2 separate regions of the Homo sapiens genome follow, and region 1 is linked to region 2. A link is a loop called in an ENCODE intact Hi-C map of the cell type or tissue named here. Cell type or tissue: B cell. All regions are shown on one strand. Each heading gives the region's core, and the rest is flanking DNA. Links, peaks and the distances in the headings are about the cores only. Region 1 overlaps DOK7 (docking protein 7). Region 2 overlaps RGS12 (regulator of G protein signaling 12).

What was found. A loop is a pair of places that touch in the nucleus more often than their neighbours do. Peaks named below come from ENCODE experiments on the same cell type or tissue, not always from the same donor. Only the 100,000 strongest peaks of a DNase experiment are listed, where the experiment ranks them.
Region 1: a loop joins it to region 2, with 4 times the contacts of the local background. A loop is called at or near these places in 5 of 110 quality-filtered maps.

Annotation. Positions count from the first base shown.
Region 1 is chr4:3,477,325-3,484,792 of GRCh38, reverse strand. All of the region lies in intron 4 of DOK7 (docking protein 7), which reads right to left. It overlaps LOC105374355 (vegetative cell wall protein gp1-like), which reads left to right. Exons shown (of 3, transcript XR_007057994.1): 1 at 1-348. Among named protein-coding and RNA genes, the nearest start is that of DOK7, 18 kb to the right of the region's middle. RefSeq lists enhancers at 1-405, 2,108-3,074, 3,075-4,042, 4,262-4,853. In B cell, for the core only: CTCF peaks have their summits at 3,862 and 4,072 (motif pointing right); DNase peaks (open chromatin) are centred at 3,202 and 4,092.
Region 2 is chr4:3,293,866-3,309,827 of GRCh38, reverse strand. All of the region lies in intron 1 of RGS12 (regulator of G protein signaling 12), which reads right to left. Among named protein-coding and RNA genes, the nearest start is that of RGS12, 8.8 kb to the right of the region's middle. RefSeq lists enhancers at 786-1,504, 4,721-5,370, 6,977-7,036, 7,057-7,106, 15,433-15,962 and a silencer at 14,453-14,648. In B cell, for the core only: no CTCF peak of the experiment used is centred there; DNase peaks (open chromatin) are centred at 6,357 and 7,207; H3K4me3 peaks cover 817 bases; H3K27ac peaks cover 638 bases.

The DNA of each region.
Region 1 (7,468 bases), core at 3,003-5,502, 180 kb before region 2:
ACCTCCTCGGTCATCTTTCAGGGGAAGCTGGAGCTGCCAGTGTGTGGGTGCTGCCCTGAGGCCGTGTGCAGCATCCTGGGGCCAGCATCCACCCCTGCACCCCCACAGCAGCAGGAGGGCCCCCAGGGACCAGCCCAGCGTCACTGGCAGAGCGATGCAGCCGCCACCCGTGGAGAAGCCCCAGCTGCGAGTCACGGGGGCGCTGCCCTCCCGGCCAGGGGTGAATGAAGCCCTGGCGGCCGCGTGAATGGGCCACTGGGCTGGCTGCACCCGGCTGGACACTCCGGCTGGCGTCACCTCACAGGAATCCCGCCCGCTCCGGGGCCTCTGCCCATTGCCCAAAGAAAGGTACGCAGGAGGGAAGGCGCCGGGGTGGGCAGGAGTTGGGGGGAAGGGAAATCTCGGCATTAGAACCCCCGCTGCCTGCTGCCCAGTCATGCTCTGCCTTCACGGAACACAGGCTGTAGATTCCAGGGACACGGAACTCAGGCCAGCCCCGACACGTGGCGACGCTGCCGGCCCCTTGGCAGCCACCCCGGGCACACGAGGGCGAGCGGCACCTTGTGCTGTGGATGCTTCCTTCCACGTAGTGTCCCCAAACCGGGTCATGGGACAGCGCCATTCCTACTTTAGCAAAAAGGACACTGAGGCCCAGAGAAGGCACGCCACCTGTCCACCATCACACAGCCACGAGGTGGACTCAAGTCCAAGTCCCCTGGCCCCCTGTGCACCTTCTGGCCCGATAGAGCTTCCAGTCCTACTGTGGGTGAGGGGTGCTCCTGATCAGAATTGGAGGTGGGCATGGAGGGGAGGCCAATGCCCGCTGCGATGCCATCCAGGAGGATGCCCCGAGAGGCTCATGAGGGCCGTGATGGGGTGGGGCCCCCAAGCTGGGTAGGGTGGGCAGAAGAGAGCCTGCACCAGGCCCTGGGGGCAGGCAAGGAGAAGGCCGTCATGCTGTCTGCTGGCTGGCTCACTCAGTGCCAGGCAGTCGCTCCCTGTCCCCGTGGTCCACCCCTCCCTGTGAAGGGCTCAGCCGGCACAGCCCCAGCTCTCACGAAAGGCCAGGCTCTCTAATCCTGAGCTTACAGACAGCTGGCAGTGGCCACGGGACAATGAGTCCCCCGACTATAAAAAACCACATTACGGAAGGAGTGGAGCCGGCCCCGCATTCCATGCGGCGTCTGCGGAGCGTCACTCACCCCGAAGACACGGTCAACCGGGCAAGGCCTGGAGCACAGCCCACCGCCAGCCTCGGGCTCCCACGTGCCCACGCGACACCCTCGCCAGCCACCCCCATCATCCATGCCAGCAGAGCTGACATCAGTGGCCCTGGAGGAAGATGCCCATCTCCAATGCTGGTCTGCCAAGGTCTTGGGCCATGGCCTCCCAGGACACCGCACGACTAGGCTCTCGCTGGGCCTCCCTGGGTTCATGCTCCACCCCCGCTCCCACCCAGCCCCCCCCGGTCTTGGGAATGCTCAAAGCTCCCTCTGCACACCAGGTCTGCCTGCCATCTCCACTCAGGAGGCTGCCGTCCCCACCCTCCACACCCCTACATCTCCACTCAGGAGGCTGCCGTCCCCACCCTCCACACCCCTACATCTCCACTCAGGAGGCTGCCGTCCCCACCCTCCACACCCCTACATCTCCACTCAGGAGGCTGCCGTCCCCACCCTCCACACCCCTACATCTCCACTCAGGAGGCTGCCACCCCCACCCTCCACACCCCTGGCCACCTAGAACACCCCAGACCTTTCCAGACTCAGGCCACATAACGACACCTTTCATGATGCTTTTCTTGGCCTCTGGCCCCCTTCAGTCCCCTGACCCCGACAGCCCCTCTGTGGTGCTCTCACGGACGCCTCCTCTGGGGTTCAGCCCCACCTGCTGCCGTCCCGGCTGCCAGGCTGAGCACCTTGCCGGCAGGGAGCACAAGCCGTCTGTGGTCTCAGTGTCCACCCAAGCGCCCATAACCAGGAGACCCCCAGTGCTCGGCCTTGGGTGGAAAGACATAGGTGAGAGGCTGCTGACCGCCCCCCTGCCCCTTCCCCAAGACAGGGTGCGCATGTTTCCTGTTTGCCTGTGTGTTTGGGGAAAGGGGGGAGAACAGGGCCTGCCCCATTTTGCTATATCACACAGGTGTGACTGCAGCAAAGCCGGCCACTCTGTTTCCCCTATCCCTGCCCTCAGAGGCCGCTCCTTCTCCAGAGGCTGGTCCACTCCCTCCCTGGAATCGAAGCCAGCCAGTGATGGCTCTGGCATAAAGTGGCATGAGGGATGCTCTCCCAGCCCTGCCCCAAGACCGTCAGAGGCCTGGCAGCTTCTGCTCTCTTGGAACCTATTGAGAAGCCCAAGGTGTCCTATCGGAGGGTGAGGTTCCTGGAGGGAAACTGAGGCAACCCAGCCAACAGCCGGCACAGTGCTTTCCTGGGCCTTTGGGCCCCACCATAGCCAAATGCCACTGCCCGAGGGACCCCAGGCAGCACCTCATGGGGCAGAGATGAGCTGTCCTCACTGAGCCCCGTCCAGATCCCTGGCCCACAGAATTGCCAGCCAGGGAACAGCCGCCAGCCGCTAGGTGTGGCAGGGTAAATAGGAGTTAGCTCAGCTGTTAGAGGGTAAGCGGTGGAGGGGGGTGAAAAGGGCACGTCAGACATCTTTGAGCACAAACGGGTGTCCCAAAGGGCTGTATAGGAGCCCTGTTGTGGGGGATAGGAGGCGTGAGGGTAAGAGGAAAGAGCATGGAAGACGCAGAGAAGCAGGACAGAGTCAGCAGAACACAAGCAGAAGGCCAGGAGCTGCGGGGCTCAGGGCGGCGCCAACTCTGGACAGAGGCTGGGGTTGCTGAGCGGCAGGCAAACCTCACCCACGTTACAGACGCACCTGCTTCCTGAGAAACACGTCTCCAGTGAAAAAGCTGTTGCACTAACTCCAGGACTCACCGGCTTGAGAAAGAAAATGCTCCTCCACGCAGACATTTAATGAGCCAATTAGATCTAAGATGGTTTCCATCTGAATATTCTTGAGTGCCCTCGTGGCTGCCCCTTGATGTCAGAATCTTAAGTGCTCATAATCCCAGCTCCTCAGAGAACAAACATCGGGGTGACCAGGGTGTCCTGGATGGCTCATGCCAGGTAGGCATGGGCAGGACTGAGAAGTCTTGATAACATGACCCTCAGCCCTCTCCATCCCCCAAGGTGGCAGCTTCTTGTACACTTGGGAGTGGCCCCACCTAGTGGGTCTCGGGTGGAGGAAGGCCTGGAGCCTGGCAGTGGGTGTTGGCTCCCACCCCTCCTCTGCCCTCCTGAAGCAGCCCCAGTCCAGGGGCACCACTCTAGAAGGCCCCCCCTTCCCGGGCCGGCCCTCCTCCCCTTGTCCATCACCACCTTGTTAACATTCCTGCAATCCACAGGGTTCCCATCCCCCAACCAGGCAGCTGCTGCCTGGGGCAGCCTCGCCCTCCATCTTCTGGACCTCAATCAGAACCTTCTCTGGCCCCTGCCAGCCTCTTCCTCCAAGCTCATCTGCACCCCGGGGTCAACATTAGCATATAAAACACTCCCCATGCTCAAGCACCTTCAATGGCTCCCTGCTGCTCCGAGACAATGGTGCAAACAAACACTGGTCCAATTAGCCAGCTCTCTACAACCCAGCCCTGTCTCCTCCTCCTCCTCCACCCTCACGCCTCCTATCCCCCCCAACAGGGCTCCTACACAGCCCTTCGGGACACCCATTCGTGCTCAAAGATGTCTGAAGTGCCCTTTTCACCCCCCTCCACCCCTTACCCTCTGACAGCTGAGCTAACTCCTATTCACCCTGCAGAAGTCCCCTGAGGCTCGCCCCTCCAGAGAGCTTCCCCGCAGTGCCCCCAGCCTGGGGTCTGTGCCCCTCCTGGCTCCCCTCGCACCCTCTGAGGACTGAAAATGCCTCACTCAGTCTCACGCAGCCTCTGAGGCCGGACCGTCTGATCCCTAGGCCCAGCGCCCGGCAATGAGAAACTGCTGAAGGCGCTCCCTGCTGCCTGACAGAGGCCAGGGTTCCAGCCAGCTCTGTCCAGGCTGCCCCCGCAGGCTGCAGTGGCCAAAGGTGGCCGGCAGGGGGCTCTCCAGAGCTGGGCAGATGCCGCGTTCATGTAGCAAGAGCCTCCTAGTTCAGGTTTTCATTCTTTACTCTTCTTTTTTTGAGACAGAGCCTGGCTCTGTTGCCTTGGCTGGACTGCAATGGCGGGATCTCAGCTCACTGCAACCTCCAACTCCCAGGTTCAAGTGATTTTCCCACCTCAGCCTCTGGAGTAGCTGGGATTACAGGCACCTGCTACCACACCTGCCTAATTTTTGTATTTTTAGTAGAGATGGGGTTTCACCATGTTGACCAGGCTGATCTCGAACTCCTGACCTCAGGTGATCCTCCCACCTCCGCCTCCCAAAGTGCTGGGATTACAGACATGAGCCACTGTGCCTGGCCACATTCTTAATCATTTTTAAAAGTCAAAATGAGTTTCAAATGCTCCGGGCGGCCCCCAGAGGCTGGGCAAAGAGGCAGATATGGTCCTTGGACTGGACCCAGCTGGAGAGAGCAGGTAAGGGGGGAAAAAGGGGGCACCTCCAAAAGCTTCCATTCACCCTCAAGGCCCAGCTCAAACGTCCCCCTGCGCCTCCAAAGCCCTCCCTTCCTAGGCTCTGGGTGGGCTCACCCTCTCTGGGGCCCACCACCGTCTGTGCTGCAAGCTGAGCCTGTCCCAGGGCGAGTGGCCCTCTCTGCATCACTCTCCACCACGCACAGTCCATCCCCGAAGGCGGGGCCCAGTCACTTGCCCGTGTGTGAGGCTGGAGCCTGCAGACCTGAGCTGTCCACAGACCGTCGCCTGCCATGTGCCAAGTGCGCTCGGGCCAAGCTCCAGGAGTCCACACTACAGGCCCGTGACCAACAGAGACGGGGAATTGGGCCACACTGGGGACCCGGGGGTTGCTGTCACCAAGCCACCTCCTGTCCCATTCTGAACAGGCAGCTGTCCACAGAGAGACCTCTGCCCCCCAGGCACCAAGACCAGCCAGGCCTGTCTCCACCCGACCCCCACCAGGGCCCCCGTGATGCACAGCCACGCCCAGTGTCTCAGGATGAGTGAGGCGCAGCCATCGCCTTGGGCCAGGGTCACCCTCTCTGCTCTCTGCAGAGCTGGCTGTGGCGGGGCCAAGTGAGGCGGTTCTGGGGATCGGGGGCCAGGCTAGGACCTGTCCCTGGGGAAGGAGGGAATGTGGATTTCCTACACCCAAGAACTTCCAGGGCCTTCCCACGACTCCAGCCCAGCTGTGACCTCCAGACTGAATGTGACGACACCCACAGACTTATTGGGATTCAGATTCTGGATATTTCTCCGTCCCAGTGGCCCCAGTTGTCGGCCAAATGGTGGCCCACAAAATGTGTTCACATACCAGGGCCTGTGAACAGGAGCCTCTGCGGATGGAATTGATGGTCTCGGGATGGGGTCACCCTGGGTCATCCAGGTGGGCCCTAAGTCCACAGACTGCAAGAGACTGAAGAGGAGGCTCACGCAGGAGCCAGCAGGCGCAGGGACTGGAGTGGCACAGCCACGAGCCGAGGCCGCCGGGGCCACCAGCGGCTGGAAGGGGCAGGAAGGACCTTCCCATGGGTCCTCCCCAAGAGCTTTTGGAAAAAGCCAACCCTGAGGACCCCTTGATTTGGGGTTTCTGGCCTCCAGGCTGCAGAAGGAACCCGTTCTGGACACTTGGCCCTCTCTTGGGGGTCATCTGCTACAGAAGCCCCAGGAAGCTGATGCCGCTGCCCCTGGACCACCCGAGTTGCCGGCTCCCTCCCGCAGGAGGCCCCAGGCTGCCCACACGTGCCGCAGACTCCCCGTCCCTCCAGCCAGACGGCCTGCACTCAGTGCTGCGTTGAGAACACCACCGCTTGGCCGAGTCTAAGACCCAGCCTAAACCACCCAGGGTGGTGGCCACGCCTGTCTCCAGGAGGATACAGCCCAGCAGGGCCTGCTGGGGACAGGGATGGGTGGCTCGGCCAAGCCTTCCAGCCTGGCCTCCAGAACCCACCTACCCTACGGGGTGTGCAGCCGTCGGTGACCGAATTCCCAGAGCCCTTCCTCTCTCAGGCCAGGGTACCACCGGGGACGAGAACATTCAGCACTGAGCTGCAAAGGCGGGTTCTGTGGGGCCAGCCCCCGTTTGCGGGTTCTGTGGGGCCAGCCCAGTCTGCAGGTTTGTGGGTTCTGTGGGGCCAGCCCGGTTTGCAGGTTTTCAGGTTCTGTGGGGCCAGCCTGGTTTGCAGGTTTGCGGGTGGGGCTGCTCTAACAGCTTGCCCCGGAGAGGCAGCAGCAAGACAGACGGCCCCACAAGAGTGCCCCCAGCTTTTGAGCAGCCCAGGAAAACGGCACAGTAGCCTCGCCCTGGGGAGAAGCACAGCCCCAGGTGTGGGATTGTTTACCAGCGGAAAAGGGGCCACCCACACCTCGGCAGGGATGTGAACCTCCACGGCCTCAGAGGAAAAACATCCAGTGTCCCCATTCCATTATGGCCCAGACAAAATAAGCAGGTCTCCAAGGAAACGGGTCCTCCTGCTGTGCCCCGGCTTAGAGGGTGAGCACGCGGCGCCACCCCGGCCGGCTGCCTGCCCGTGCCAAGGAATTCCACAGACAGAAAGGAAGGTATGGGTCCCCCTCCTCCAGGCACCCCCAAACCTAGCACACAACAGACAGGACAGGCTGCCTGTGTCAGGACAACTACAGCCTGCAGCTCTGGCTTCCCACACGACAAAGGACAGGGACGCTGGGCCCACCCACTGTGCCCAGCCACCGCCAACCCACTCCCCAGTGGCTCCCGAAGCCCCAGTACTGAACCTCTGGCCTGCCGCAGGGAGGGCCTGGGGGCAGATGGGACCCCGACAGGTGTCCTAGCTCTCCCGGGAACCACCCCCCACCCCACCCCCCGCACCAGCTCACAGCTGGCATAGGCAGCGGCCCTGCCCATCCATACTGGCTCTCCAATCCCAGAGGGGCCAAGGCCCTTTGGACTCTGGCTATGGCCCCTGCCAGCCCCAGGGGCCGAGACTCCGGGCCAGCTCTGCCGCACGTGCCTCCTGCAGCTGGCTGTGTACGCCCCCAGTCCGTGGAGCCTGAGCCTCACTGCCCTGTTCCCCTTTCAAGGGTCAGATGTCGTCTCCTCAAAGGCCCCAACAGGGCTGGCTCCTGCCACAAGACCTACTGGGTTTGCTCCCAGCGCCCAGCGCAGAAGGTGGCAGAACGTGGCACCCAGATGGGCTTGCGCCCGTGCCCCAGCTGGCCTTTGCAGGATGAGGTCCCAGGCGGCCAGTGTGGCCCGTGTCCTTGCCTGCGTTTCCTCCACCCAGACACATCCAGGCTCCACCAGAGCCCCCACCAGTGTGAGCCAAGTGCAGTCCCTCAGTCCTCTCAGCCCCAAACCAGGCCCACAGG
Region 2 (15,962 bases), core at 5,815-8,314:
ATTCCCAAGTCCCAGCTCCTCCTCAACACGGTTCCCCTCAGCAGACACCTGCCATTCCCGAGTCCCAGCTCCTCTCCTGCTCAGCTCTCCTCAGAGGACACCTGCCATTCCCAGGTCCCAGCTCCTCCCCTGCACGGTTCCCCTCAGCGGACACCTGCCATTCCAGGGTCCCAGCTCCTCCCCCACACGGTTCCCCTCAGCGGACACCTGCCATTCCCAGGTCCCAGCTCCTCCTCAACACAGTTCCCCTCAGCAGACACCTGCCATTCCCAGGCCCCAGCTCCTCTCCTGCTCAGCTCTCCTCAGAGGACACCTGCCATTTCCCGGGTCCCAGCTCCTCCCCCACACGGTTCCCCTCAGCGGACACCTGCCATTCCTGGGTCCCAGCTCCTCCCCTGCACGGTTCCCCTCAGCGGACACCTGCCATTCCAGGGTCCCAGCTCCTCCCCTGCACGGTTCCCCTCAGCGGACACCTGCCATTCCCGGATCCCAGCTCCTCTCCCACCCGGTTCTCCTCAGCAGACACCTGCCATTCCCGAGTCCCAGCTCCTCCTCAACACGGTTCCCCTCAGCAGACACCTGCCATTCCCGAGTCCCAGCTCCTCCTCAACACGGTTCCCCTCAGCAGACACCTGCCATTCCCGAGTCCCAGCTCCTCCTCAACACGGTTCCCCTCAGCAGACACCTGCCATTCCCGAGTCCCAGCTCCTCCTCAACACGGTTCCCCTCAGCAGACACCTGCCATTCCCGAGTCCCAGCTCCTCTCCTGCTCAGCTCTCCTCAGAGGACACCTGCCATTCCCAGGTCCCAGCTCCTCCCCTGCCCGGTTCCCCTCAGCGGACACCTGCCATTCAGCAGTGCTGCGAGTGCCGACCGCGTCTGGGACTCCACGCAGGCTCAGGCTGCAACATAAGGAAAACAGTCCCTTCCAGGAAGACCTCTCAGCCTTCAACAAAGGGCCTGGGAGGGCACAGGTAACCCGGGATGCAACAGATGACAGCACAATCCTGACAGAGCGGCTCCCAGCCCTGAACGGCGCCAGCCGCTTCCCAGAGCTAAAGGCAGACAAGAATCTTCGAATGCAAAGGGCCCACCAAGCCCTGAGCAGGGAGATGAAAAAAGTCCCACAAAACTTTCAGAAGAAAAAGACAAGTCTCACACAAAGGCATGAGAATCTGCCACCAGACACCTAAGAACACAGAGCCTGCAGGTGCGTGGGCCTTAGGCAGCCAGGTGGTGGCCTGGGGAGACCATCACAGGGCTGCACAGGCCACCCAGAGCACGCAGCACCACAGACCAGCTGTTCTCCCCATACACCTCGCACCCCAGCCGCCCGCGGAAATAAGTACGAATCGCTAGCCCCGCTCCAAGACTTACAATCTGCAAACGGGGAGGGTGCCTCGCCATTTCAGTGCCACGGCCCGCCTGCAGCAAGAGGAGCGCCGAGCCAACACGCTTCACATCTAAACCTGCCCTGAGTCCTGTGACAGTGAACAGAATCCCTCGCGTCGAGGACACAGCCTCTTACTAACGCCGGCTGTTGAGATCGTCACATGTGTTTCTTTCTGTTCACCTCCTGAAGTGCACCGGCCCTGTCTGGCCAAAAATTGGGGTGCTGCAGGCGTTGGGAGGAACACAGCAGACGCAGACCTGCAATTCCCCAACCAGCTCAGGGCCAGGGCCCTAGCAGCACCAGATGGACGGGCACTGTGCACACGGCCCCTGGGCCCAGAGCTGCCCGCACACCTGACCGCATGGTCCTGGGGCAGCTCACCAAGGCACCACTCCAAGAATCGCACAAACACCAGCCATGCTTCCTAAGCCCCTGCACGCTTCCTCTGCCCAGGCGCCCCCAGTCATCCTGGTGAGTCTGGCTGGAACCCAAATACACCAGGTAAGGAAAATATGCCCTGCTCTTTCTAAGAGACTTTTTGGAACTTTGGGAAGAAAGAAGGAAGGACCCTTTTTAAAAGGACTGTTTGTCAGGCAGGACCTTCTGAGTGTAGAATTTCGCGTCTCCCGCCCAAACACCAGGGCACTTAAAGGAGTTCTGCTAACACAAGGAAACAGGCTGCCATCTGTCCACACACTTCACAGTGGGGAGCGCTCTCTCCATGCCAGGCACAGTTCTAGGCACGAGCAGGGGCCACGAGGCCTCGAGGCTGGCACACCCACGGCCCAGGGCAGGTGCGCGATCCACGCCTGCCGAGTGAGGGGAGGAGGGAAGGGTGCCAAGAACCTATTTGACTGAAACATTCTTGACTTTCTCAAGTGTCTGAATGCAATTATTTCTGTGCATGTTTTCTACATTTTCTAAAAAGAACTTTTTTGTACTAAAAAAGTAAAAGTAAGAGGGTTGATGAAGTTTTACATAAAGGCCATCATAATCATGAATAAAATAAATAACTCCTAGTTTTACGAAAATCTACCTGGCCTCCTCTCTTCAGACCCACAGCATCCCACCCCAGGCTGGCTTGGTGGAGACGGACCTCATGCCGTGTGCACACGCTGCCGCAGCGTGGCCTGTCCCCAGCGGTGCGCGGGCTCATGTCCAAGACAGTCTGCCTAAGAGCAAGGTGCGTCGGCAAAGGCCGTATCCCAGGACCGGAAAAGCAGCCGGCGGCAACACGTCGGCAAAGGCCGTATCCTAGGACCAGAAAAGCAGCCAGCGGCAACACATCCCATAAAGCTCCTAAGCTTGTGGGGGGAGGCAGTTAAGAGGTGTGAACGATGGGCTCACTCCAAACCCCACATCCATCAACAACAAACTTGGTCAGCACCAACTCAGAAAAGAGAGTGATGTGATGAGAAGGAAACCAAACATCGGAAACTGACGAAAACCCACCCTGGCACATTGCTTAGTTGCCTAAAATGAGGAGCTAGGAAGAAGCCTCCAAAAAAGCACCTGGAATCCACCGTCACTCCCTGACCCCAAACCCCATCACCCCATCACCCCTCTACCCAGCCCAACCCAGCTCCTCCAGTGAGGGCTGTTGCTACTTGCCGGGTTCACAAGGCAAGAGCTGTGTTGTTCCCACCCACCAGCGTCCCCCAGGACATTCCCTACCCAAACAGAAGCAGAGTGCCACAGAGGGTGGGCTCAGACACCCGGGACCACTCTCTGCTCCCTGCTCGGTCCCCTGCACCAGTTACTGCCTCCCCAGGCCCTGTGCAGTGATCCTGAGGCTTCGGTGCCGGAGCAGACCAACAGCTATTTGTGTTTAAGGAAGGAAATGTCATCAAGGCCAGTGCCTGACTGAGGAGCAGAGGGTGCCACATGTCTACAAGCAAGGCAGGACAGGAGCCCAAATATTCAACTCCAGTTATGCTAAAGAAATTTAGATGAAACAGGGGTGGAAAGGCTGTGCCGCTTATCGAGCGGGACTTCCCAAATCAGCCTTTGCCCCCACACTCACACTCCCCATGGTGGAGTGATACCTGCATCCGTCTCCTCGTCTCCACACCCTCCTCTAAACTCATGTCATCGTCATCGCACCTCCTGCCACTGACTCTCCTCTGAGCAGCCCACTGCCAGGCGGCCCCCAATGCTCCAGCCAGCCAGCTCCTCCTTCCGCTTCTGTCCAAGGCAAGCCTGCTGTGCATGTGACATCAAGACAATGGTGCTGTGTGCTGAGCACCAACAAGATGGCTGGAGCCTCTGTAAAGAGACGAAGGGTGGGCCTCACAGCCTCTCATGGAATAGCCAGGCCCTGAGAAGCTTATGGGCATTAGTCCTCACCCTTCAGGACCCCAAGGCAGAGCAGGGCTCATCTCAGAGGGATGCCAGGTATGGCTCGTGCCTGATGGAATGGACACCAGTGAGACTCCCAGGAGGCCCATAAAGTTAGAACTATCACTGCCAGCTTGAACTACAAGGGTCAGAGGCAGTACAAAATAAAAAGTGGGTGCTGGACCCGGAAATCCTATCAGCAGGAAGCAGGCTGAGAAAACAACTCAACTGCAAGCAGCTGCTGTGTTTCAAACAAAGGAAAGCATGAGTCAGAGAGAGGAATCAAAGCCTCCAAGGGCAGAGGGACAGTTATCAGTCCCAAATCATGACACTTGAACAAGGAACTGCCACCATCTGCCAGGCTGGGTCTCGGAAGTGAGGCCCACCTGAGGCTCCTTCCTGCCTCTGAACTGCCACCATCTGCCAGGCTGGGTCTCGGAAGTGAGGCACATCTGAGGCTCCTTCCTGCCTCCATTTTCCCTCATTTTGAACAGGAAGGTCTGGCCTGTGGTGCTTGCCATGATGGCACCGTGGCTGTGGTTGGATGAGCTGACGGCGTGTCTCTCTAGTTCAGGTCAATAGACCGGGGTACCGTGCACCCCAGGAGCTGCATCTCAGCCCACCTAGAGCCAGTTTAGAGGATGACGCGGGACTCTGAGCAGATGCTGTCATGGAAGGACCTTGCGGGGAGTGTATTTTGTACATGGGAGGGACATGAATCTCTGGGACCAGCAGGTGCACAGTGACAGGTGGTCTCTGAGATGGCCCCCATGACACCACCTCCTGGTCATCCTGCCCCTGCAGTCCCTCCACTGGGGTGTAGGCTGGACCTAGCGACTCGCTTCTAACAAACAGAATGTGCAAAAGAGATAGGATGTCACTTCCAAGATGAGGTTTTCAAAAGACCATGGCTTTCGTCTCGCTCATGCTCTCCCTCACTCCCTCTCAGGGAAGTCACTGCCTGGCTGTGAGCTGCCCAAGGAAGCCGCCCACGTGACAAGGAATGGATGTCTCTGGCCAACAGCCAGCAGGGATGTGAGGTCTTCTAACAGCGATATTAGCGACCCTGGAAATGGATCTTCTGAGGCTGCCAGCAGCCTCATGAGTGTGCATGGAAACGAATCCTCATCGCACAGCCCTGGCCAACGCCTTGATCACAGCCCTGCGTGAGCCTCACCAGGCAGGACTCCTGATCCCAGAAGCCTTGCAGCTACAGACGCAGTGTGCTGCACAGCGGCAGCGAACCAACGTGCCACGTGATGCAAAATAGCTCCAGGGTCGTTTGACTTGCTGCCATTCCTGCTATAAGCACAAAATGGTGCTGTACTTATATCTAGGTGGCAATGTAAAGCAGGTAGTTTCAAAAATGGTCCCTGAAATCTACTCTGTGAGGAGGTGATTAAGGAAATCACACCAGATACACCAGAGACAAACTCTACAGAATGGGGAAAAGCGGCTAAAAAGAAGCCGAACTGATCATAATCTCACAAGCGAAGTCTAATTATCCCGTTTTACAAATGAGGAAACCGAGGCTCCAGCACCACGACTGGAGGCAGTTAGGATTCAAAGCCAGGCTGGCTGACTGCAGTCCGGGCTCTACAGTGCAGCCCCAGCTGCCTCCCTCTCCACCAGCACACTCCCGGGAGAAAGCGGCCTCCCTCAAAGCTCACGTTTCCACTAACAAAAACTACCTGGTTCTCAAGAGTGTCTCAGTTCCTGGGTAGCTTTAGTCTCCTGAATCTGAATACTAATAACCTACGTTTAGGCAGCAGGTCAGCAGCCACCAACATTATGAGTAGTTTTTGAATAAATATGCATAGTTTTTGAATAATACATTAGGCTGAACTGAAAAGTACAATACATAAAATGTCCCAGGTCAGCATTTTGTCATCATGCATAGTTTTTCGTGGGTTTTTAATAAATGTCACTTCTTGAGGTTTTAACATTTCAAATCCAAAGAAACCAAGAGGCTGAGCATCAGGGACACACACATTAAATGCCTCAATTCCGGCCTCATGGAGCAAATGCGCTTTCTTCCTCTTCCATTGTCAGTCTCAGAAAGATCCCACACATTGCTAGGCAGCAGCACAGCGACTCAGTGCTTACAAGAGAATTCACTCAAAAACTAATGCAGCTTTTAGAATTCAGAAGTATGGCAAACATGAATGATTAGGGGAAAGAAATAAGAGGTAAAGAAGAAATTAAAGACTGGCAACTTTCAGAATGCTTCGTTTCTTTGAACACTTGAGAAAAAGGTATATACTATTACAGTCCAGCAACAGTAAAAGGAAGTAGCATTCAGAAAGTCATATAAAGTTGAAGAAATAGTTGTGCTAACATCACACTAATACTAATCACATAAAGTGTGAACACTGGCTTTAGCTTCTGTAGCTCCGTTTTACTTCTAGAGAACACATCAGGGGCAGGTCTGTGGGGCGGGGGGAAGCCAGGCACCCAGGGAGACAAGCTGGCTTAGTTCCTCCTTCCTCTTGTTCCCCCCACTACCAGGGCAAGCTCAAGTTGCTGAGGAAGAGGAGGGGGCTTCTCCCAAGGAGGGGAAACTCTGCAGGATCCTCCAAGGACCCAGAGTCCATGAAGCAAAAGAGCCTCCAGGGACAGAGTATCTGCACAGATGCTGAAATACAGCACTGCTGGTTCCAGTGTCCTCCAGCAAGGGCCACAGAGGTGAGACTGGGGGAGCCAGCAGGTGCCCTGTGGCTGTCACCTGTGTCCCCATCCAGTCGGAGGCCCTCCCACATCCTCCCTGCCTAGGTCGCCGTACCGAGGCTCACCTTGCATGGTGGCCACACCTCCTGCTGGACTCCCCGCTGTACCCCACTTGCCGGCCCACCCTGCCCTCACCCTCCTCCTGCCCACAGCTGCCAGCGCTTTGTCCTTCCCCACTTCCTAATCCCTGCCCAAGCACCTGTCCCACTGGGTCCAGCCTCTTGAGGCTCTCTCACTGGGTCCCTCCCCAAACCTCAACATCCCCCTCGGTCAGACCCACTTCCTCGTGGCCCCATGATTTTCCTGCTCACTCATTCATTCGTTTATTCATTCAAGAACTGTCTCGTGGCTTCTGCAGCAGCTCCAGGTGGGCAACTACGAACAGGCAACCAGTGACGGTCCTGAACTCCCAGGGCCAGCTGCCCCGGGGTCACAGACAGTTAAGACAGCCCAATGCCACAGTGCACAGCAGGGCCAGGCCATGCAGGAGGACACCATTTGCAAAAATCACTCTCTCTTGAAACGGGCCCTCTCTCCTCCCCCCACGACTCTGTGGCTCAGCTCATAGCTCACCTCCTACCTGAGGCCCCCAATGACTCCTCCAACACCCCCAGCCTCTAGGCTCTGAGAACCTAGCCACAGAGCAGGGGCCCCACACTCCGGCTGTGCCTGTTCACTCCTGGGGCGCCTCCCTTCTCATGCACAGAGACGTCACCCCACAGCCTTCCGGGGCTTTCTGATGTGGTGCTGTGGGCACACACACAGGCCCCCGTGCAAGGGGCAGGAGGAACCACTTCTGTAAGCAGGGGGAGCGGAGCCCACCAGTCACAAGAGGCTGGGAGGGGCTGAGCACAGCAGGCCCCACCTGCCCGTGTCTCTGTGGTTTTGAAGGCCACACAACGTGAACTCCAGAAACTCCAATCCTGCAGAAGCACCACACCACAAAGACACTCAGACAAGAGCGGGAGCCAAGCCCCCAACCCCACCCACCCCAGACCACAACGGCCAGGGCCCAAAGCCACGTCACAGGCGCCAACCTGACCCTGCGGTCAGTCCAGCAGGGCCTGCCCTGTGAGCTCACTCTGGGCACCGGCCTGGTGATGACCTGGCTTCAGGAAAAGTGAACAGGACACACGGAGGCCACAGCCCTCCAGGATACCCCCGTGCGCCACAGCTGATGAAACTTCCTGATTCCAGAAACAAACACTATTTCAGTATCTTTGGAACACTGAAGGTCAAACCTCCTCAATTCTTCCTTTCCATTTGTATTTGACTTTCCCTTTTTATCTCTACTTGATATTTACTTCTGTTTGTGGTTTTTAAATCTGTGCAGAGTGAGACTATAAATGGAGTTGCCAGATTTAGAAAAAAAAAAAAATACAGGATACCCAGTTAAATGTGAATCTCAGATACATGACAACTTCCTAGTATGAGTGCGCCCCAAATGCTGTGCGGCAACACTGTACCTGGCAAGTCTAGCCCTGGAGAGAGGCTGTGTTTAAACCTGGCTCATTCCAACGTCCATGTTCTTCTCCTCCTCCTTGCTGGCACCTCGGAGGTCCCCCATCACCCCACCTGGACATGTCACCTCTGCGCCCCCCACCCCTTCATTCCCTCATACCTGCTTCCTTGGACAAAACCCACAGTGGCAGGTAAAGGACAGGAAAGGACAAGCACAGCCCAGACCCCGGCCTCACTCTCCATCCCCAGCCCTCGGACCCCGGCCTCACTGTCCATCCCCGGCCCTCGGACCCCGGCCTCACTCTCCATCCCCGGCCCTCGGACCCCGGCCTCACTCTCCATCCCTGGCCCTGGCGGGCCTCTCCTTAGCCCAAAACACCCCAGAAAGACTGAAACCAATTTTTCTCATCAACAAATGGGTCTTATTTCCAATCAGCCTCCTACATGTGATTCTCCTATTCACCGACACCTGGTAACCCACCTACAGGATTCAAGGGAAAAAGACACAGAGGGTTCCACCACTGTTTTGTGTTCACTAGGCCTGAAGGGGTCCTTTTGCTTTTAGTATCTTATCCACTCTCAGAAAGACAAAATCATTGCCAATGTTCACAGTACTGTGAGCCTCTTCAGCACCAAGCGTGTTAAGGACAAGCTGTGCACCTGTCCTGCCCACAGGGCAGCCGGGACAGACCCCATGTAACAGAGGAGGGCAGCCGGGACAGACCCCGTGTTACAGAGGAGGGCAGCCGGGGACAGACCCCGTGTTACAGAGGAGGGCAGCCGGGACAGACCCCGTGTTACAGAGGAGGGCAGCCAGGACAGACCCCGTGTTACAGAGGAGGGCAGCCGGGGACAGACCCCGTGTTACAGAGGAGGGCAGCCGGGGAGGCTCCTGGGGCCTGAAGCGCTGTGCCCTTGTGACCTCCTCACGTGGCTCCTCACCACCCCCAGGTCTAGGCAGGTGCAGTGGGGCAAACGGCAGCCCCAAAGATACCAGGGCCCAATCCCCAGAAGCTGTGATTGTGACCCTATTTGGAAAAGGATTATGTTAAGGATTCTGAGATGAGGCAATGATCCTGAATTTCCCAGGTGGGTCCTAAATGCAATCACAGGTGTCCGTAAAAGAGGGAGGCAAAAGGGACACACAGACCCAGAGAAAGCCACGTGAGAGAATGCCACATGGGGACAGAGGCAGGGACTGGAGCAATGCAAACACAAGCCTAGCAATGCCGGGAGCCCTGGAAGCTGGGAGAGGCAGGAAGGGTCTCCCCCTAAAGCCTTCGGAGGGGTCACAGCTCTGCCACACCTTGACTTCAGGCTTCCAGTCTCCAGAACTGTGACGGGACCGGGGGCTGCTACTGGGCTAGCCCCTCGCTGGTGATAATTTGTGCCAGCAGGCACAGGAACTCCTAGGAGGGGCGGGCCCAGGCAGTCCTCCTCCTCCCAGGGCCAACGTCCCCAGCCTCGCAGGGAGGAATCTGGCTGCTAAAGGCTGGAATCCACAGAGCTGTCCCTCTTCCACACGATTGTCTACTAACTCCCAGGCTGGACTCCAGGCCCCTGGAGTGCAGGGCGCTCTGGCAGGCGGGGCAAGCCAGCCCCTCACCCTGCCTAAAGCACCTTCACTGCACTCCAGCTCAGCAGAGCCCGCGGCACTGCTGTCTCCAGCAGCCTGGCACACAGTGGGGGCCAGACCCAGATGCACTCAGTGAAGGCCTGGGCGCCTCCGAGGCGAGCACCTGTTCCCAGCAGAGTGCAAGCCTGCAGCGATGCCACCAGCACCATCGCTAATGGTGACCAGGACTCCCAGGTATCAGCCACTGCTCCTAACCGTTTTCCACACATCATGCTATTTAAACCTCACAACAACCTTATTTTATAGACAAACTGCAGCACAGAGTTAGAAAAGACTGTGGGGGTGAGGTGAAGACCGCGGAACAGCAGCCACAGGCCAGGCTGAGCCTTTCCTCCCACCCTCAGTGAGCCTGGAGGAGACCCAGCCTAGCACACCTGCGTGGGGTCCAGGGGTCCAGGGGTCATGGGCCTCTGGAAAGTCAAAGAAGAGCCCATAGGCCCTATCCTTATGGTGCTCGCATCAGAGGAAGGCAATAAAGGACGCACAGTCTCTCTGCCACCAGGCTCATCAGGTTAGTTGACCCATCCAGGAAATGCATCTATTCTAGGCTAACACTTAAGATCCAGAAGTCAGGTGTTGGTAGGGGAAGAACTTTCTTTTAACTGGAGTGCTAGCTCCCTGATCACTTGAACGCTCTATGAGAAAAACAAGCAAACTGCCAAAGACCAATGCCTGGCTACTAATCAAAGTGCCGGCAGCTCTGTCCGTAAATTGACAGTTCCCACATCCTCCCACGCTGCTAAATCAAGTTCCAACCAGACACAAGACACAAAAACCAACTCTGGGAGGTCCTGGAGAGCTATGAAAAGCAGGCAGAAAGTGGAGGGGAGTTGTCCCCTGAAAGGAGAGAGCTGCACCAACTAAAACAAGTGTTTCTAAAAATGGCTAGAGCACAGGTAGAAGTTGTGATCCTCCCAGCTTGAAGAGTCCAAGATAGGGCTTGGGGAGGGCTGGGTGGCTGAACAGTGAGGGGCATATCTCAGAAAGGAGGTCACTGGGGAAGAGGCAGTCGTGAGATCTGTTAGTAAATTCTGCCTAGGTCCTGGCCAGTGGTGAGCCATCCATGCACAGAGAGACCCCAGAGTCCAGCAGAAGGAGGCAGCCGGAAGGTCAACAGCACCAAGCAGAGACTGCAGCAGAGATTTTCATTTGAGTCCAGACAAATTAACTTCCAGAACAAAAATCAACACTCTTCAGAAAAAAGAAGTCACTACAGTTACCATCTACAATGTCCAGTACACCATCAAATAACACTAGATGTTCAAAGAAACAGGAAGATGTGGCCCATAGTTGGAAGAAGCCAATAGAAATTGATCCTGAGGTAATGCAGGTGTTGAAATTAGCAGAAAAGAACATTAAAGCCGCTAGTATGTGTTCAAAGATTTAATGACAGTATGATCACAATAAACAAATGACAGAGCAGAGAAATGGCAACCATAAAAAATAAGTGAAAATTCTAGAAATAAAAACTACTGTAACTGAAATTTTAAAATGCACGAAACTTAATAGCAGTTTGAAGATGGTGAAAAATTACATATCCAAGAAGTTCAACAAACCCTGAGCAGGACAAATACAAAGCAAACCCTCCTAAGAACATCACAATCAAACTGCTGGAAGCCAAAAATCCCAGGAGGAGCTTGAAAGCACCTCATCATATAACATAAAGGAGCAACGCAGCTACCAGAGTGACTGACTTCTTAGAAACAGCAAAGGGGCAACATGACGAGACTATGAAAAAATAAAATGAAAAGTAAAAATTGCCAGTTGTGGGGGTGCATGCTTGTGTTCCCAGCTACTCAGGAGGTTGAGGCAGGGGGATCGCTTGAGCCCAGGAGTTTGGGGCTGCAGCGAGCTATGACTGCACCACTGCACTCCAGCCTGGGCAAAAGAGTGAGACTCCGTCTCTTAAAAAAAAAATTGAACAAACATCAAAGAGATCAACAAGATGAGAAAAAAGAGAATTAGAGGATCAACCTAGGAGGTCCAACCTCCAAATAAAAGTTCCAGAAAGAGAAAACAGCAAAACTGAAAGAAAATTATCTTTGAAATTTAAAAACTTCTATCCTCAGACTGAAAGGGCCCACGGAGTGCCCAGCACAATAAACGGAAGCAGATGCCATTATCGGGCTTCTCAGAACACTGAGGGAAAAGAGCCGCTTCTATGAGCTTGAGGCAGGAGAGATCACACACAGAAGAACTGAAATCAGAATGGCGTCAGACCTCAACAGCACAGAAACCAAATGCAATGAAGCAACATTTTCAAAATTCCGAAAAAATCATTGTCTAAAATTTTATACCCAGCTAAGTTAAAAGGTAATTGGAGAGTAAAATAAAGATGTTTTCTAAATCAAGGACCAAAAAAAATACCTATGTGATGTTTCTTAGGTATCAAAAGAGTAGGACTTCAGCAAAACGAGGAGTGAGCCAAGCAGAGAGAGAAGAGCAGGACCCAGTGCACAGGGAGCCCCACAGATGGAGGACAGCAGCGGGAAATGCAGGTGACAGCGGCGCAGCAGGTCTCCTGGAGACCAGGGCAAACGAGAGCAGGGAGAAGGCTCCAATCCCAAAGGGGTGGGGATGGGGCTAGTGTCCTGGATGCAATGAAAAACAAACCATTTTGATAGGTGGGTGACTAGAAGATGCTAATCCACAGGGCTGTGCGAGAGGACCTGTGCTCAGGGCACTCCTTGGCGCAGTAATGAGCAATGCTTACAGTCACACAAGAGCAAGGACTGTCGATTTCACCAAAAATGCAGTGATTATGATGGCACATAGAGGGACAGGGAGGCTGGTGGGACAGAGGAGAGCTAAACCTCCCCACGGCCTTTGGGAGAAATAAAAAAAGAATGTCTTAAGCTTTAAAGGAGCAGCTTCAACAGCAGTAAATGCCTGAGAAAACAGACCACTTAGGATCCCGCCTCTGGGGGCTGCGGCCAGGCAGGGCAGGAGAATGCCTACAACTGGACGCTTCAATCCACAGACTCAGCCCTTTTTCAGGCATGCTGGAAGGACAACTAAGATCACTGCTAAGGGACACAAAGATGTAGGAAAAGATATGTGAGTAGAGTGTGTATGCGTATCGGGTATCACCATGATTACAGAGTTGGGGACAGCAAGTGCATGGAAAAGCAGAAAGAAAAGAAAAACAGAAAGAACAAACTAGATGTTTCTTTTCTCTTTCACTGAAGTCCAGACCTTAAAAGACACAGAAGAAGGGAACTTCTAACACAAGAGTTCCTTGCCCGGAGCCCGAGGCAAGAGGCTCCTTCATGGAAGAATCTAGGCAACTTCTGCAACGGTGGCCCCCAAAACCACAGGTAAAACTGCATGAGCACTGTGTGGAGTATCCAGTTTGGAACTGGTAACGACCCCACCTCCTAAAAAGGCACAGCATGAGTGACCTCCCACAACCTCTCATGACTGGGGCTTGCATCCTGAGCAAGGCTTGTCTTCCTTCCCAGGACACCTGTTTCCAGGATGGCTCCCGCCTCTCCCCAAGGGCAGGGAAGTGAAACCACAGGGACCTTCCCTGGACAAACCCTGCCCATCCCAGAGAAGAGGCATGAGACGGGTGCTCCTCGCACACAATGGGAAAAGTGAAGTCATTTCGAAGACAAGTGAGGAGCCTGCTGTAGGCTGAATAGCGATCCCCAAAGATATCCAGGCCCTAATCCCTGGGACTGTGAAAGCCATACGGCAATACGGATCTGCAGATGTGAGTAAACTAAGGCTCCCAGGACAAGGAGATTATCCTGGAAATTTGAACATGGCAGAAGAAGACAGAAGCTAGGCGCGGTGGCTCGTGCCTGCAATCCCAACCCTTTGAGAAGCTAAGGCAGGAGGATCACTTGAGGCTAAGAGTTCAAGATCAGCCTGGGCAACATAGTGAGACCCCATCTCTACCAAAAAAAAAAAACAGAAAAAATTAGCTGGGCATGGTGGCACATGCCTGGGGTCCCAGCTACTCAAGAGGCTGAGGCAGGAGGATGGCTTGAGCCAGGAGTTCAAGGCTGTAGTGAGCTATGATTGTGCCACCGCACTCCACCTGGGCAACAAAGTGAGACCCTGTCTCTAAAAGGAGAAAATAAAGAGGAGGAGAAAGACAGCGATGTGACAATGGAGGCAGGGCAGGAGCCGGGAGCCAAGGAATGAGGCCAGCCCCCAGAAGCTGACCAGGGGGGCAGTTTTCCTCCAGCCCCCAGAAGCTGACCAGGGGGGTGAACGGCTCTCCTCCAGCCTCCAGAAGCTGACTGGGGCGGGCCAACAGTTCTCCTCCAGTGCCTCGGGAGGGAGCTTGGCCAGCTGACGATGACACCAGTTTCAGCCCAACTAGGGCAAATAAACTTTTGCCATTTTCAGCCACTAAGTGAGTGGTGCTTTGTTACACAGCAATAGGAAACTCATACAACTGGGAAGGGAAATGTTTCTAGGAATTCCACCAAATTCAAATAAAATGTAAAATGGTCTGGGCTTTAGGATTTTGTGTGCTTGAAGCCCTGCATGTGTTAAGTCGTAACTAATGAGTTGTTTATTCCTTCAGCCTGCTTTTTGTTGTTGTTGTTGTTGGTTTGTCTTTGTTTTTGAGATGGAGCTTTTTTTTTTTTTTTTTTTTTGAGACAGAGTTTTGCTCTTGTCACCCAGGCTGGAGTGCAATGGCGCAATCTTGGCTCACCGCAACCTCCGCCTCCCAGGTTCAAGCGAATCTTGTGTCTCAGCCTCCCGAGTAGCTGGGATTACAGGCGTCTGCCACCACACCCGAATAATTTTGTATTTTTAGTAGAGACGGGGTTTCACCATGTTGGCCAGGCTGGTCTCGAACTCCTGACCTCAGGTGATCCACCTGCCTCAGCCTCCCAAAGTGCTGGTATTACAGGCGTTAAGTCACTGCACCCAGCCCAGCCTGATTATTTTGCTTGGTCAGTCTCAGACAAAAATAAAGGTCCAAAGTCAATGTGATCCACATACTGTCAACCAGGCCTGCAGAGCCCACTCAGCCCCCTTCTATCAGCCGGAAGCGCTGACTAGCGGCAGCCTCAGCCTGTCCTCCATCTCCTCTACCCCCGACCTTCCCACAGCAGCAGCCAGGCCGGCTGGGTCACCAGCTGTCACCTCTGGGCCCTCACCACCTCCAGGACCTCACTGAGTCCCAGCTCCCAGCGCCACAGGTCTCCTCGGCCTGGCCACCCCTTCTTCCCCGAGACCCTCATCCTAAACAGGGCAGAAAGGGAGCCAGCCCTTGACCCTGGATTCCCTCCTCTTTGCAGTGCCTGTCGAGTGCCTCCCTCCCACCTCCTGACCCTCCCCAGGACATGCCCTCAGGCCGCGCCACCCCTGCCCTCTCCTGAGCACTCCACAGGTCAGTACTGTACCTCCAGTCCACGTGAGGGGCCTTTCCTCCGCCCTTGTCTTTGTCAACCTCCCTGAGACCTCCGGTCACCACTGCCCTGTCGCTCCTCCCTCTGCTCTGCCAGTCACAGAGGCATCCGCATCATTGCAGTTACCAGGGCTAGAACTGTAAGCCTGTCTGATGGCAGGTTCCAGCCTCAGGAGGTCTCAGAGATAAGGCTGGACTTGCAGTTTTAAGAAAAAGACCCAGACAGGGGTGCACCAACTTGTGCAGGCTCAGCCACCCCACTGCCCTTGCCTGAGCCCCTGCCCTCAGCCAACATGGCCTCCCCCACCTGCAGAGCATCCAGCTGAGGCACCACGCAGGGCCCGGGCACCGGATACCCATCATCTCAAGTCCCCAAAAGCACTGGCCACGATGGACCTTTTTATATCGCTTTTTCAGGGGAAGAAACTTCGCACTGTGACAATTACTTTCTAAAGTGAAATATAAACTGGTTCTCCCTTACTCAGAATTGCTCTGCCCTCCCCACGTCGCCTTCTCTAGGGGAAGGCCAGCAGGACTCCACCCCAGCAGCCCTTGCTGCCCAAAGCCGCCTCTCTGCCCTCCTTGGTAGTCTCCTTGCTGTGAATGGTGGGGCTGCTGCCTTGCCTGGGAAGGCCCCCCAGCGCCCCTTCTGTGCAGGCCTTGCCGGCCATCCTGCACGTCCCTGTGGCCTCAGAAGGGCCCTGCACAGGACGGCATGGACCACGCTGAGGACTTCAGACAAAGACACTCTTAGCCCTTGCAGCAGCTCCAAAGACAGGTCCAATGAGGAAACTCAGGCACAGAGAAGGTGGTCACCTGCCCAGGGACACATTCCCAGCAAGTGACCAAGCAGGTGAGAGGCCAGGTGGTCCTCTCTGTCCACACTCCACGGCTCTGGGCCCCCTCTGTGTTCACCCTCCACTGTCTACACTCCATGGCTCTGGGCCCCTTCTCTGTCTGCACGGCTATGAGACTCTGTCTACACTCCACAGCTATGGGTCCCCTCTCTGTCTACACTAGATGGCTCTGGGCCC